Linked DNA regions of Homo sapiens: region 2 is linked to region 1. A link is a loop called in an ENCODE intact Hi-C map of the cell type or tissue named here. Cell type or tissue: heart right ventricle. All regions are shown on one strand. Each heading gives the region's core, and the rest is flanking DNA. Links, peaks and the distances in the headings are about the cores only. Region 1 overlaps KXD1 (KxDL motif containing 1). Region 2 overlaps ELL (elongation factor for RNA polymerase II).

Evidence for each region. Hi-C counts contacts between places; a loop is a spot of excess contacts. Peaks named below come from ENCODE experiments on the same cell type or tissue, not always from the same donor. Only the 100,000 strongest peaks of a DNase experiment are listed, where the experiment ranks them.
Region 2: a loop joins it to region 1, with 2.1 times the contacts of the local background. A loop is called at or near these places in 22 of 110 quality-filtered maps.

What each region holds. Positions count from the first base shown.
Region 1 is chr19:18,560,627-18,568,703 of GRCh38, forward strand. It overlaps KXD1 (KxDL motif containing 1), which reads left to right. Exons shown (of 5, transcript NM_024069.4): 2 at 1,410-1,531; 3 at 4,243-4,395; 4 at 6,506-6,552; 5 at 7,776-8,077. The coding sequence starts at 1,431. The coding sequence ends at 8,005. It also overlaps a transcript of UBA52 not described here. Among named protein-coding and RNA genes, the nearest start is that of KXD1, 6.8 kb to the left of the region's middle. RefSeq lists an enhancer at 1,477-2,062. In heart right ventricle, for the core only: no CTCF peak of the experiment used is centred there; a DNase peak (open chromatin) is centred at 1,605; H3K27ac peaks cover 2,372 bases.
Region 2 is chr19:18,438,866-18,444,505 of GRCh38, forward strand. It overlaps ELL (elongation factor for RNA polymerase II), which reads right to left. Exons shown (of 12, transcript NM_006532.4): 12 at 3,798-5,640. Among named protein-coding and RNA genes, the nearest start is that of ISYNA1, 3.6 kb to the left of the region's middle. RefSeq lists enhancers at 1-467, 1,813-1,932, 2,093-2,152 and a silencer at 2,946-2,995. In heart right ventricle, for the core only: a CTCF peak has its summit at 1,715 (motif pointing right); no DNase peak of the experiment used is centred there; H3K27ac peaks cover 641 bases.

The DNA.
Region 1 (8,077 bases), core at 68-2,567:
CCCTTCCCCACAACAACATTCTGGCAGCCCCTTGCTATGAGCCAGACTCCGGGTCGGGTTCTGGTGACAGACACACCTCTACTCCTTCTTTTTTTTTTTTGAGACGGAGTCTCTCTGTTGCCCAGGCTGGAGTGCAGTGGCACAGTCTTGGCTCACCACAACCTCCGCCTCCTGGGTTCAAGTGATTCTCCTGCCTCAAGCTCCCGAGTAGCTGGGACTAAAGGTGCCCACCACCATGCCTGGCTAATTTTTGTATTTTTAGTAGAGATGGGGTTTCACTATGTTGGCCAGGCTGGTCTCGAACTCCTGACCTCGTGATCCACCTGCCTCGCCCTCCCAGAGTGCTAGGATTACAGGCGTGAGCCACAGCACCTGGCCACCTCTGCTCTTTTGGAGCTGACGTTGTGGCGGTGACAGGCAAACGGGTTAGCTGATAACTAGGATAATTTCATGAAGAGGTGAACCAGTGAAGCAGTTAAATCAAGGTAAAGGGTGGCTGGGCGCAGTGGCTCAGGCCTGTAATCCTAGCACTTTGGGAGGCCAAGGCAAAAGGGTCGTGTCAGCCTAGGAATTTAAGAGCAGCCTAGGCAACATAGCGAGACCCTGTCTCTTAACAAACAAACAAACAAAAACAAGGTAAAGTAGCCTGGGCGCGGTGGCTCATGCCTGTAATCCCAGCACTTTGGGAGGCTGAGGCGAGTGGATCACCTGAGGTCAGTAGTTCGAGACCAGCCTGGCCAAAATGGTGAAACCCCGTCTCTACTAAAAAATACAAAAATTAGCCAGGCGTGGTGGCGGGCACCTGTAATCCCAGCTACTTGGGAGGGTGAGGCAGGAGAATCGCTTGAACCTGGGAGGCGGAGGTTGCGCTAAGCCAAGATCGCGCCATTGCACTCCAGCCTGGGTGACAGGAGTGAAACTCTGTATCAAAAAGAAATAAAAAAACGAGGTCAAGTAGTAAGAGAAGCGGTAAGAGTGACGGGAACAGGAGTCATTGACCTCTTGGGAGAGGAGACATTGGAGGTGGTGATGATTTGCTGAAGCAGCCACACACGTTCAGCTTGTGAGGACAGCAGTTGTTAGGCAGGGGATGAGGGAGGAAGCTGGCAGATCTGTGCAGGTGAGAGGTACCTGTGGCCTTGGGCTCATGGAAGTGGGAGGTGATGGGATTCTAATGTGCTTGGGTACAGTTTACAAATACAACCTCTCTTAGTTTGCCCAATACCTCCAAATTCCTGGGGTGGCACACCTGAGGTTCAGGTGGCATGACTGAGCCACAGTCACACATCCCCACTGTAGGATACCACCACGGTTGGGTTAGGTTCCAGCACATGGCGGTCCCGGCCTGGCCTCTTGGTCCCACCTCACCTGGTGACTAGTGCAGACCACTCTGTTCTTGCCTGTTTCAGGCAGCGGAGGAGGAGAAAGAGATGGACCTCCCGGACTCGGCCTCGAGGGTCTTCTGCGGCCGCATCCTGAGCATGGTGAACACAGATGATGTCAACGCCATCATCCTGGCCCAGAAGAACATGTGAGTGGCGGCTGGGGGACCTGAGCGTGGGAAGGAATCCACAGGCTGGCCAACATTCTTGTCTTGCCCGCCCCTACCCGGGGCCCACACTGGTGATAAAATGAAGGAAATGAGCAAATCTGTCGCTGGCTCCAAAGTAAATTCCTTCCCGGCCTGGAGGCGAGGCCTTGGCACAGGAAGCAGGGCTTTGGGGAGATTTTGCAGCTGCGGATGGCTTGGCGGGGGCCGCAGGGGCTCCTGTCCCGAGACCTGGGGTGGGAGAGTTGAAGGACCAGAGGGGGCCACATGCAGGTTTTTTTGTTTATTTGTTTCTTGTTTTTGAGACAGAGTTTTGCTCTTGTTGCCCAGGCTAGAGTGCAATGGTGTGACCTTGCCTCACTGCAACCTCCGCCTCCCGAGTTCAAGCGATTTCTCCTGCCTCAGCCCTCTGAGTAGCTGGGATTACAAGCATGTGCCACCATGCCCAGCTAATTTTTGTATTTTTAGTAGAGACGGGCTTTCATCATGTTGGTCAGGCTGGTCTCGAACTCCTGACCTCAAGTGATCCACCCGCCTCGGCCTCCCGAAGTCCTGGGATTATAGGCCTGAGCCACTGTGCCTGGCCTTTATGCAGGTTTTATGCTGGTGCGCCTACTTCCTGGTGAAGGACTAGTCTCCCAGAGCCCAGGCTGTGTCTGCACAGTGCCCAGGGTCTCTTGGAGCGGACATAAAGGCCTCTTGTCCTCACTGGGGTTTGGTGCTGTGGCTGCTGAAACCTTGCCCTAATTCAGGCCTGCCCTGTGGGGAAGAAAGGCTAATACCAAGCTTGTCCAACCCTCGGCCTGTCCAACCCTTTGAATGTGGGCCAACACAAATTCGTAAACTTTCTTAAAACATTACGAGATTTTTTTTGTGATTTTTTTCTTTTTCTTTCTTAACTCATCAGCTGTCGTTAGTGTTAGTGTATTTTATGTGTGGCCCAAGACAATTCTTCTTCCAATGTGGCCCAGGGAAATGAAAAGACTGGACACCACTGGGCTAATACAGTCTTGGAGTGGAAGCACAGCCTCCCGCAGCTTTGTTTTTGTGTCTCTGAGCCAGAGGCTCTTCTCAGCTGTCACGACACAGTACAGACCTGATTTCCTTACCTTTTCTCCCAGACCCAGAGCAGCTCCGAGTCTCAATAGTACCTGTCTCTCTCCTGTGTCTTTTTTTTTTTTTTTTTTGGGAGACAGAGTCTCACTCTGTCGCCCAGGCTGGAATGCAATAGCATAATTGCTGCTCACTACATCCTCTGCCTCCTGGGTCAAGTGATTCTCCTGCTTCAGCCTCCTGAGTCGCTGGGATTATAGGCATGCACCACCATGCCTGGCTGATTTTTTTTTTGTGACGGAGTCTCGCTCTCTCGCCAGGCTGGAGCACAGTGGCGCAATCTCAGCTCACTGCAACCTCTGCCTGCTGGGTTCAAGCGATTCTACTGCCTCAGCCTTCCAAGTAGCTGGGACTACAGGTGTGCGCCACCACGGCCAGCTAATTTTTGTATTTTTAGTAGAGACGGGGTTTCACCACGTTGACCAGAATGGTCTCAATCTCTTGACTTCGTGATCCGCCCGCCTCAGCCTCCCAAAGTGCTGGGATTACAGGTGTGAGCCACCGTGCCCGGCCCTGATTTTTTTATTTTTAGAAGAGATGTGGTTTCACCATGTTGGCCAGACCTCAAGTGATCCACCCTGCCTCAACCTCCTAAAGTGCTGGTCTCCTTTTTTTTGAGACATAGTTTCGCACTGTCACCCAGGCTGGAGTGCAGTGGCGCAATCTCAGGTCACTGCTATGTCCGCCTCCCGGGTTCAAATGATTCTCCTGCCTCAGCCTCCCGAGTAGCTGGGATTACAGGCGCCCGCCACCATGCCCAGCCAATTTTTGTATTTTTGGTAGAGACGCGGTTTTCCCATGTTGGCAAGGCTGGTCTCGAACTCCTGACCTCATGATCTGCCTGCCTTGACCTCCCAAAGCGCTGGAATTGCAGGCATGAGCCCCCATGCCCGGCTGGTCTCCTGTTTTTTTAGGTCAGATTCAGACCTGGCTCTGGGAAACTTCTAGACTGAGGGGAGACAAAGCCAGACACAGACCCTCCTGGCCCTATGGTGTCAGGGCTGGGCCAGAGGAACAACCTGGGGCTAGTGGAATTAAAAGAGTCTGATTGGGCCAGGCACGATGGCTCACTCCTGTAATCCCAGCACTTTGGGAGGCCGAGGTGGGTGGATCACGAGGTCAGGAGATCGAGACCATCCTGGCTAACCTGGTGAAACCTCGTCTCTACTAAAAATACAAAAAATTAGCCAGGCATGGTGGCGGACGCCTGTAGTCCCAGCTATACTCGGGAGGCTGAGGCAGGAGAATGGTATGAACCTGGGAGACGGAGCTTGCAGTGAGCCGAGATCGCGCCACTGCACTCCAGCCTGGGTGACGAAGCAAGACTCTGTCTCAAAAAAAGTCTGACTGAATAGAGGTAGACAAGGCTACATGAGAAGGACACACTTGAGTAGGGTTTTGAAGGTTGAATAGGAGTTTGCTAGGTGGCTCAAAGAGTAGGTAGAACTCTGCAGGACAAGGGAACAGCCCATGCAAAGGTTGTGAAGCAGGCAAGGGCTTGGCATGAACAGTCTTCTGGGCCAGGTTGGGCAGGGCCCTGAAGCTGGGCAGTGAAGCTCATGCCCTCTCTCCACCATCAGGCTGGACCGCTTTGAGAAGACCAATGAGATGCTGCTCAACTTCAACAACCTGTCCAGTGCCCGCCTGCAGCAGATGAGCGAACGCTTCCTGCACCACACGAGGACCCTAGTAGAGATGAAACGGGACCTGGACAGCATCTTCCGCCGTATCAGGTGGGTGCTCAGTGCCACCCCAGCCCAGCTGACCTCTGCCTCCACCTCCCCATCTGAGCCTCAGTTTCCTTCACATACCAGGGTAAAGGGAGATTTCTGTTTGTTTTACAAGGCTTCACTGCGCACTTAAGTGTCTGGGACAATTCCAACCCTGGGATAAAATCTTGACGTAAGTTTATTTACTGATTGATTAATTGATCGAGACAGAGTTTTTTTTTTTTTTTTGGAGACGGAGTCTCGCTCTGTTGCCCAGGCTGGAGTGCAGTGGCGCGACCTCAGCTCACTGCAAGCTCCGCTTCCCGGGCTCACGCCATTCTCCTGCCTCAGTCTCCGGAGTAGCTGGGATTACAGGTGCCTACCACCACGCCTGGAGAATTTTTTGTATTTTTAGTGGAGATGGGGTTTCACCGTGTTAGTAGTCAGGATGGTCTCGATCTCCTGACCTCGTGATCCAGCCGCCTTGGCCTCCCAAAGTGCTGGGATTACAGGCGTGAGCCACTGCGCCCGGCCGAGACAGAGTCTTGATCTGTGGCCCTGGCTGGAGTGCAGTGGCGTGATCTTGGCTCACTGCAACCTCTGCCTCCTGGATTCAAGCGATTCTTGTGCTTCAGCCTTCTGAGTAGCTGGGTCTACAGACATACTGTACCACACCCAGCTAATTTTTGTTGTTGTTGTTTTATTTTTGAGGTGGAGTCTTGCTCTGTCGCCCAGGCTGGAGTGCAGTGGTGCAATGTCAGCTCACTGCAACCTCCGCCTCCCAGGTTCAAGCGATTCTCCTGCTTCAGCCTCCTGAGTAGCTGGGACTACAGGCGCATGCTGCCACGCCCAGCTGATTTTTTGTATTTTAGTAGAGACGAGATTTCACCGTGTTGCCCAGGCTAGTCTCAAACTCCTGAGCTCCAGCACTCTGCCTGCCTCGGCCTCCTAAAGTGTTGGGATTACAGGTGTGAGCCTAATTTTTGTATTTTGTGTAATTTTTGTATTTTTTTAGTAGAGACAGGGTTTCCCCATGTTGGCCAGGCTCATCTCGAAGTCCTGGCCTCAGATGATCCATCCACCTCGACCTCCCAAAGTGCTGGGATTATAGGCATGAGCCATCATGCCCAGCCTTGCAGTTTATTTATTCTTAAAAAATGTAACACAGTGCGGCTGGGCGAGGTGGCCCATGCCTGTAATCCCAGCACTTTGGGAGGCCGAGGCAGGCGGATCACGAGGTCAGGAGATCAAGACCATCCCGGCTAACATGGTGAAACCCCGTCTCTACTAAAAATACAAAAAATACTAAAAATACAAAAAATTAGCTGGGCGTGGTGGTGGGCGTCTGTATTGCCAGCTACTCGGGAGGCTGAGGCAGGAGAATGGCATGAACCCAGGAGGTGAGCCGAGATCGCGCCACTGCACTCAAGCCTGGGCGACAGAGCGAGACTCCGTCTCAAAAAAAAAAAAAAAGTAACATAGTGCTAGACACATAATGAAAAGGCAGGAATGGCTGGGCACAGTGGCTCATGCCTGTAATCCCAGCAGTTAGGGAGGCTGACGCAGGCAGATCACCTGAGGTCAGAAGTTTGAGACCAGCCTGGCCAACATGATGAAATCCCGTCTCTACTAAAAATACAAAAAAATCAGCTGAGCATGGTGGCACGTGCCTGTAATCCCAGCTACTTGGGAGGCTGAGGGAGGACAATCATGTGAATCCGGAAGGTGGAGGTTGCAGTGAGCCAGGATGGCACCACTGCACTCCACCCTGGGCGACAGAGTGAGATTCTGTCTCAAAAAAAAAAAAAAAATTTATCAGAGAAGAGGCCACATGTAAGAAGCAGCCTCGCAGGGGGAGCCCCCAGCCAGTGCCTAGGCTCAGAGCACCCAGAGTCTAACTAGTTGGGGGTTGGTGCCTACCTTGGGGCTGGAGGCCGGCTGGTGGGCGACTGTCAGGGCCGTGGCTGCTGGGCCGAGCACCTAGAGAGAGTGAAGATGTGAGGTGATGAACAGTGTGGGGGTTCTCACTCCCGTCTCCCCTTGCCCTCAGCTGGCAGCAGGGGCTTGTGGCCAGCACCAGGCCCAGCCTACCTGCTCAGCAGGTTAAGCCCTGTGTGCCTTCTCTCCCCTGCAGGACGCTGAAAGGGAAACTGGCCAGGCAGCACCCAGAGGCCTTCAGCCGTAAGTGTCACGCAGGGTTCCTGCTCCCGAGCACGTCAGCACTCTCCACCCAGGGCAGGCTTCTGGAAGGCCACCTTGGGGCCTGATACTGAGACCAGGCTGTAATGGGCAGTGGGTCTGGGGAAACCTGGGGTGGGGGCAGGGTCAGGGTGCTGGCCTGGTCCTGTCAGCAGCTGGCAGAGTGGGCACTAGGACGGGAGTCCGTGCCCCGTGGGGAGGCCGCACAGGAGAATGTGGATAAGCAGCATGACAATCCTTATCCCTGTGTGCATTATGAGCCATCTCAGAACAGAGCACGGGCTCATGTGACACCAGCCCCGACATCGTCTCGCCTTCCCTGAGCCCCAGCTTCGAGGATCTGTCCCATGTCCAGCTGTTACCCACAGTCACCCATGGGGTGGGGACTGTGAGTATCACCGTTTCATGGAGAGGGAAACAGAGGCCCAGAGGGGCAGGACTTGAGTTCGCATCTGTCTGGCTAGAGAGCTCGCGTGTTCTCTGGGGTACCATTCCATGTTGCCACCACCTTAAAGGGCTCTGCAGGCTGAGCCTGGGTTCACACCATCTGTTGAAAAGGCCGACAGCTCTCCATCCCAGGGCCTCCAACAGCAGTTTACAGAGCAGGGAGCTGGGCTGAGGGGAGGTCATATACCTAGCCCAGGTAGTGCAGTGAGCCAGGTTCGCCCTCAGGGCTCCTGTAGGCCTAACCCCAGATCTTGTGTCCCTTCCTCACCTCACCTTGAAGGGAGGGCTCTTCCCTGCCTGGGCCTCAGTTTTCTCCTCTACAAAATAAAAATGGGCCAAGTCTGCCAGGCGCGGTGGCTCATGCCTGTAATCCCAACACTTTGGGAGGCTGAGGCGGGTGGATCACCTGAGGTCGGGAGTTCGATACCAGCCTGACCAACATAGAGAAACCCCGTCTCTAGTAAAAATACAAAATTAGATGGGCGTGATGATGGGCATCTGTAGTCTCAGCTACTCAGGAGGTTAAGGCAGAAGAATCGCTTGAACCCGGGAGACGGAGGTTGCAGTGAGCCGAGATTATACCATTGCACTCTAGCCTGGGCAAAGAGCGAAACTCCGTCTCAAAAAAAAAAAAAAAAAAGGGTCAAGTCATACCCCCATGGGGTGAGGGCAGCCGTTAGGGGTCACATGGACAATAAGTCCTACATCACAGAGCTTGGCAAGGTGACAAAACCAACTCTTGGGCCTCCTTCCCCCAGATATCCCAGAGGCATCCTTCCTGGAGGAAGAGGATGAAGACCCCATCCCACCCAGCACCACGACCACCATTGCCACCTCAGAACAGAGCACGGGCTCATGTGACACCAGCCCCGACACCGTCTCGCCCTCCCTGAGCCCCGGCTTCGAGGACCTGTCCCATGTCCAGCCTGGCTCCCCAGCCATCAACGGCCGCAGCCAGACAGATGACGAGGAGATGACGGGCGAATAGCCCTGCTGCCCGGTGCCTTGAGGGGGTCTCAGGGCAGCAGCATACAAGGTGGCAGCGGGTAACCCTGCCTTG
Region 2 (5,640 bases), core at 486-2,985, 120 kb before region 1:
CCAGCGGGCAGGCCGGGGCAGCTCCCCCAGGAACTTTCCAAAACAAGCGCCTGGAGGCCGGAAAGTTTCCACCACTGGAGCTGGCCCAAAAGGTGGATAGTTGGGAACGTTTGCAAGAGACAGGGCCTGACCTTGGAGGATGAGGGCTTAAGACTCTGGGTCCAGGCCTCACCCTGAAGGGGCCCCAGTCTGAGGGAGTTGGAAGTGGACTGGGACACCCCCGCCCCAGTGGGTGGGAACTCACAGGCAGGGCCCCTGCAAGACAGGCTCCCCAGATGAGGGGGCTGCTGGCAAGGGTTTTGAGACATGAAGAGGAGTTCACTGAAAGAAAACTACAGGCCAAGCCACCTGAGCCACCCAGACAGGGCAGATGAAAAATTGGCTACGTGGGAGGCAGTTTGGGGTCTTGGGCAGACCCTGAGGGCTGGGGATAGGGAGTGTGAAAGAGTATTTGGTGTTTGTTCCTGGTTCTTGGTTAGACATTGAGCTCAATCACCAGTGGCCAACGATTTAATCAATCACATATATGCAAATGAGACAGTTGGGGCTCAGAACACAGAAACTCCCCTCAGCCTCAAGTTATGGGGCCTTGGCCTGCCCCGCGCTTTGAGCAGGGCATCGGAAAGCTCAGAATCGAGTCTCTCCGACCTTCTCCTGCCCTCCTGCCTCTAGCCCCTTTCTCCCCTGGAAACCATAGAAACCAGAATTCCTCTTCCCCAAGGCAGGTCAGAGACACTGGAGCCCTTCTCCCCTTAAAACAAAAAAAAAGCCACAAAGCCGGCAAAGGTCACTCTCTGCCTGCTCCCTTGAAGACCCTCATTCCGGGAGGGTCCTGCCCATACCCTGGAGGAAGGAATGCTACCCAGAGTCTAGGAAGTCTGGGCAGGCTGGCCCCCCTCCCCCACCCAGTCTGCTCCCTTTAAGATCTACAGTGTTTCAACACATTGATACACATTCTTCATAGAACCTAAGCCGAAAAATAGGCAGTCAGCCAGGCACGGTGGCTCATGCCTGTAATCCTAGCACTTTGGGAGGTCAAAGCGGGCGCATCGCTTGAGCCCAGGAGTTTGAGACCAGCCTGGGCAACACGGGGAAACCCCGTCTCAATACAAACAAACAAACAAAAAATAGCCGGGCTTGGTGGCGCACACCTGTAGTCCAGCTGCGTGGGAGGCTGAGGTGGGAGGATCACCTAAGCTCAGGAGGTGTAGGCTGCAGTGAGCCATGATTGTACCACTGCACTCCAGCCTGGGCAACAGAGTAATACCCTGTCTCAAAAAAAAAATGGGGTTTAGGGGAAAATATGGAGGGGCTGGGAGGGTGGCATGCCTGGAAAAGGCATGGAAGCTTCACGGCCCGCCCATACCTTGCCCTGTGCGCCTCCTCCATTTGGCTGTGAGCATTTTCCGGAGTTCTGTGAGCTGTTCCAGCAATTATCAAACCTGAAGTGGGGTCATGGGAACTCGCAATTTATTAGCCTGCTTGCCAGAAGTATAGGTGGCATCTGACACAGGTGCAGCCCTGTGGGACTGACCCCCATAACTTGTGGAGTCCGATACCATCTCTGGGAATGGAACTGTTGGACATCCTGTAGGTACTGGAGGATCAGAGAATCGGGGAGTTTGTGCCTCGAGGCGACACGTGATTCAGGAACCTGTGTAGTTGAGAGACATGAGGAAGGTCCCAAGACCCAGCCCCGGGGAGCCTGTGTTCACAGGGCCACCTGTAGAGGGTGCCGGAGGATGGGAGCTGGCACAGGGCAGCTGGAGGGAATCGGCATAGAGGCTGGGCTGCTTCCACTCCCAGCAGTTGACAAGGCCGAAGGAGGGGGTTTGGCCCCTACAGTCAGGCCTGGGTGTGCTGAAGTCGGTGGTGAGATGCACTGTTATTCCCCAGCAAAGTGTGGGCTCCCTGAAGGCAGGGATGAGGCTGAGTCACTGCTGTGTTGCAGAGCCCAGGTGGAGCTTGGTACAGGAGGGGGCTGCAGGAACAGGGGTGCCCGTTGAAAGAGGACAATTGGGGCCCCTGGCAGGTGGCAGGAGAGGGTTTAACAGCTCTGAGCCCCTCTCTACCAGGGTGCCCAGGTCATGAGGGTGGGAAGGCTCTCCTGAATATCCGGGGCACTAGACTGATGGCATCCATGGCTCAGGAAGGTCAGGGGACTGACTGTGGCCTCTGCAGGCTGCGGGGGTGATGGCCAGAGTATTGCTGGGCAGTTGGCTTAGGGCTGGCGTTGGAGGGCCGGGGGAGGCAGGACCGTGAGCTGCAGGAGGTTGGTGTTGGCCCTGGGATGTTGGGACAGAGATGTTATCCTGGGAGAACAGCGTGGCCAGGCTATGCTGGGAGCAGGGTACACGCTGCCCCACTGGGCTGCATGACTTCCCCTCCCGCGCCCCTCAGATTCCTGGGTGGCCTTAGAACTTGGGCCAAGGCCACGGACGGGCAGGGAGGCCAGGCCCCCCCCACAGCTGCAGGCCCAGGACCTTTGCCCACGGTCCTATTCTTCGGTGTTATCGCTTACTAAATGCACCCCTTCTTGTCCTTGGCTGGCAGGTTGAGTGTTATGTTCTCCATGGCCCCTGGCTCGTTCCACCTGCACCACCGCCGCTCCCGTCAGGCCTTTTCCCCATCCCCACTAGTGGCACAGGGGATGCCCCTGCCCCAGTGTGGGAAGAACAGGTAATATTACCGTTACCTGCTGCTGCTTTCATCAGAGGGAGACAGTCACAGCTGGTTTCCCCCACCCCCAGCCCCACTCCTGTAGCCTTTGGTGCCACAGGGGGCCAAGGAATCCCAATGCTGGGTTCAGCCCACCCTATCCACACCAGAGGGTACTGCTGTGCTCACACACCTGCTATGGCTCCCTATCCCTCCGCCCTGACCCAGCCTGCCCCCACCCCCGCGCTCCCCGTCACCTACAGGGCCCTCTGATTTGGTCCTTTCTCAGGCAACGGCTCAGGTAGGCTGCAAACTCTGCCTTCTTATCTGGTCCCAGCCAGAGCCCCTGAACAACCCTTTCTCATCATTATGGCGGCCCCAGGTCACATCACCTCCTGATGCCAGCCCACCCCCAACCACAGGACAGGGACAGCCACCACAGAAACCAGGCTGTGACACACCCACACACTACACACACACCCACACCCCAACACACACCACACACCCAACACACACACCCCCAACACACACCACACCCTCACACCACACACACACCTACACACCCCAACACACACCACACACCACCCAACACACACCACACCCTCACACCCCAACACACACCACACATCCGGTCAACACACACCAACACACACCACACCCACACCAACACACCCCAACACACACCACACCCACACACCCCAACACACACCCACCCTCAACACATCCCCAACACACCACACACACCCCACACCACACACCCCAACACACACCACACCCTCATACCACACACCCAGATACACCACATCCACACACCACACCCCAACACACACCCACATCCCAACACATACCACATCCCAACAAACACCACATCCTCACCACACACATCCCCAACACACACCACACACCCCACACCCCAACACACACCACACACAACACACCCACACATACAACACACACACCCTAACACATCACACACACTACACACCCACACACAACATCCAACACACACCGACACAGATATACTACACACCCACACACCCCAACACACACCACACACACATACACACCATACACCACACACACAGATACACCAACACCCACACACCACACACACCAGCCAGGCAGCCTGGGCTGCCAGGTTCAGTTCAGTGAAATTTATTGGAGAATGAAAAAAGTCAGCATTCACCTGTTTAGTGTACAAAAAGGACACTAGATCTTTTAAGAAAATATCAGGAAACTGAAGACGCAGATAGATGCCTTTCAATTGTAACATTTTGGCAAAAGTGGAAAGTTCTTGTAAACACCAACCCCATGGCTCAAAATAGTTTTTCTCCACAGTACAACATTAAAAGAAAAAAAAATAGTATCAATAAGTTAGACCATATTTAATCAGCTAGAACTTTGTCCACCAACCCCCAAAACACAAAACTTTTCTTAGCTTCATAATTCCTTAAAAGGAGAACAAATAAACAACAAAAACAACAACAACAACAAAAAGGCAAATTCAACTGACAGCCCCTTGGACTGGTTCCCAGGGCAGAGGGGCGGGCAGTCCCGGGCTGGGACCTCCTGAAATCATCCCACCTCACCGGTGTCTGCAGGGCTGCCTGCGGGCGACACAGCAAGGTCCAGCTGACTCTGGAGGCCTCCTGGAGCCTGCTCGGCCCTTCCCCGGCCCGGCCCGGCCCAAAGAGAAAAACAACAACAGCTATTGAAACATGAAGGATCAGTTTCCTCGGAGCTCTGGGAACCCGGGGGTCCCAAAGGAGAGAGACTCTCGGGCAGGGGTGGGATACACTGTGGGCCCTCCACAGTCAGCTCTTTGGAAGCTGTCAGGAGGCACCCCTCCACCCCCCAGTTTAGAAAAATAGACATCTGTATTTTTGCATTTCTGTTCTCCCTGCCTGACTGCTGATGGCAGCAGTGACCCCCATGTGATCCCTGGGCCCTGAGTCACAGCCGCCATCCACCCCCCACCACCTTTCCAAGTCATGGCTTCATTCAGCCCTAAATGGGAACACACGCCTCAGACCCCACCATGCCCTGGGGGGTCCCCACATACGCACACTCACACACCCACACTTGCGTGGCCCCCCGATGCTTTGGGGGACACTAGACTAGGCACAGCAACAGAGCAGCAATTGGGGTGTCTGCAGAGCCTGCACCCCCAGAGCAGGCAGACCCATCCTCCTGGCTCCCCAGCTCTGCCCATGGGTCCCTGGGGCCTCCCTGACCCCATGGCGCCCAGCCCTCCATCAGCCCCTCCCTGAGTGCAAACCTTGGCGGTGGCTCTGCTAAGACGACCCCAGGACCCACAAGTGGACAGAGGGACGGAGGGAGGCCAGCAGCATCGAGACCACAAGGTCTCAACAGTGTGGAATGAGCAGCAGCAGCAACAAATGGGAAACCGAGGACATCGCAAAGAAAAGTCTGACGCCGCTGCGGCCGAGTCTCAACTTGGAGCACAGAAACACAGTGGCCCCCGACAGCTGAGGGCCTGAAATAGCAGGGCAGGCCTGGGGGCGCTGAAAGCCCTCTGCCCCCTTGGCTCTGAGCAGCTGTCTGGGGGCACCAGCTGGAGTTCTCAAAATAGCCACCTGGGCCACCCTGTTTGCTTGCTGGAGCAGAGACCCTGCCCAAGGAGGAGAGGCTGGGGAAAGGGGTGCCTAAACGTAGAGCCAGAGACCAGCAGAGGCCACCTGCCCATTCCCCACGCCCTCAGAACGCAGCTGCACCTTTCGACGACCTCTGTAATACTGCAGGCAGGACCCAGGGCAGCGGCTAGACCCTGGGTGTCCGAGGAGAGGGAGGCACAGGTTTAGAAAAAAGATTTTGCTTCTCTTTTGTACAAAAATAGACTCAAGTCTCATTAGCAGTAGCTAAAAGTGGCTGTCTTTGTATAAAACTAGAAAAGGCAGGCGCGCCACCCCAAGGGCCTAGGAGTCTTCTGGCGAGACAGGAGGCTGAACCCCGGAGGCTGCA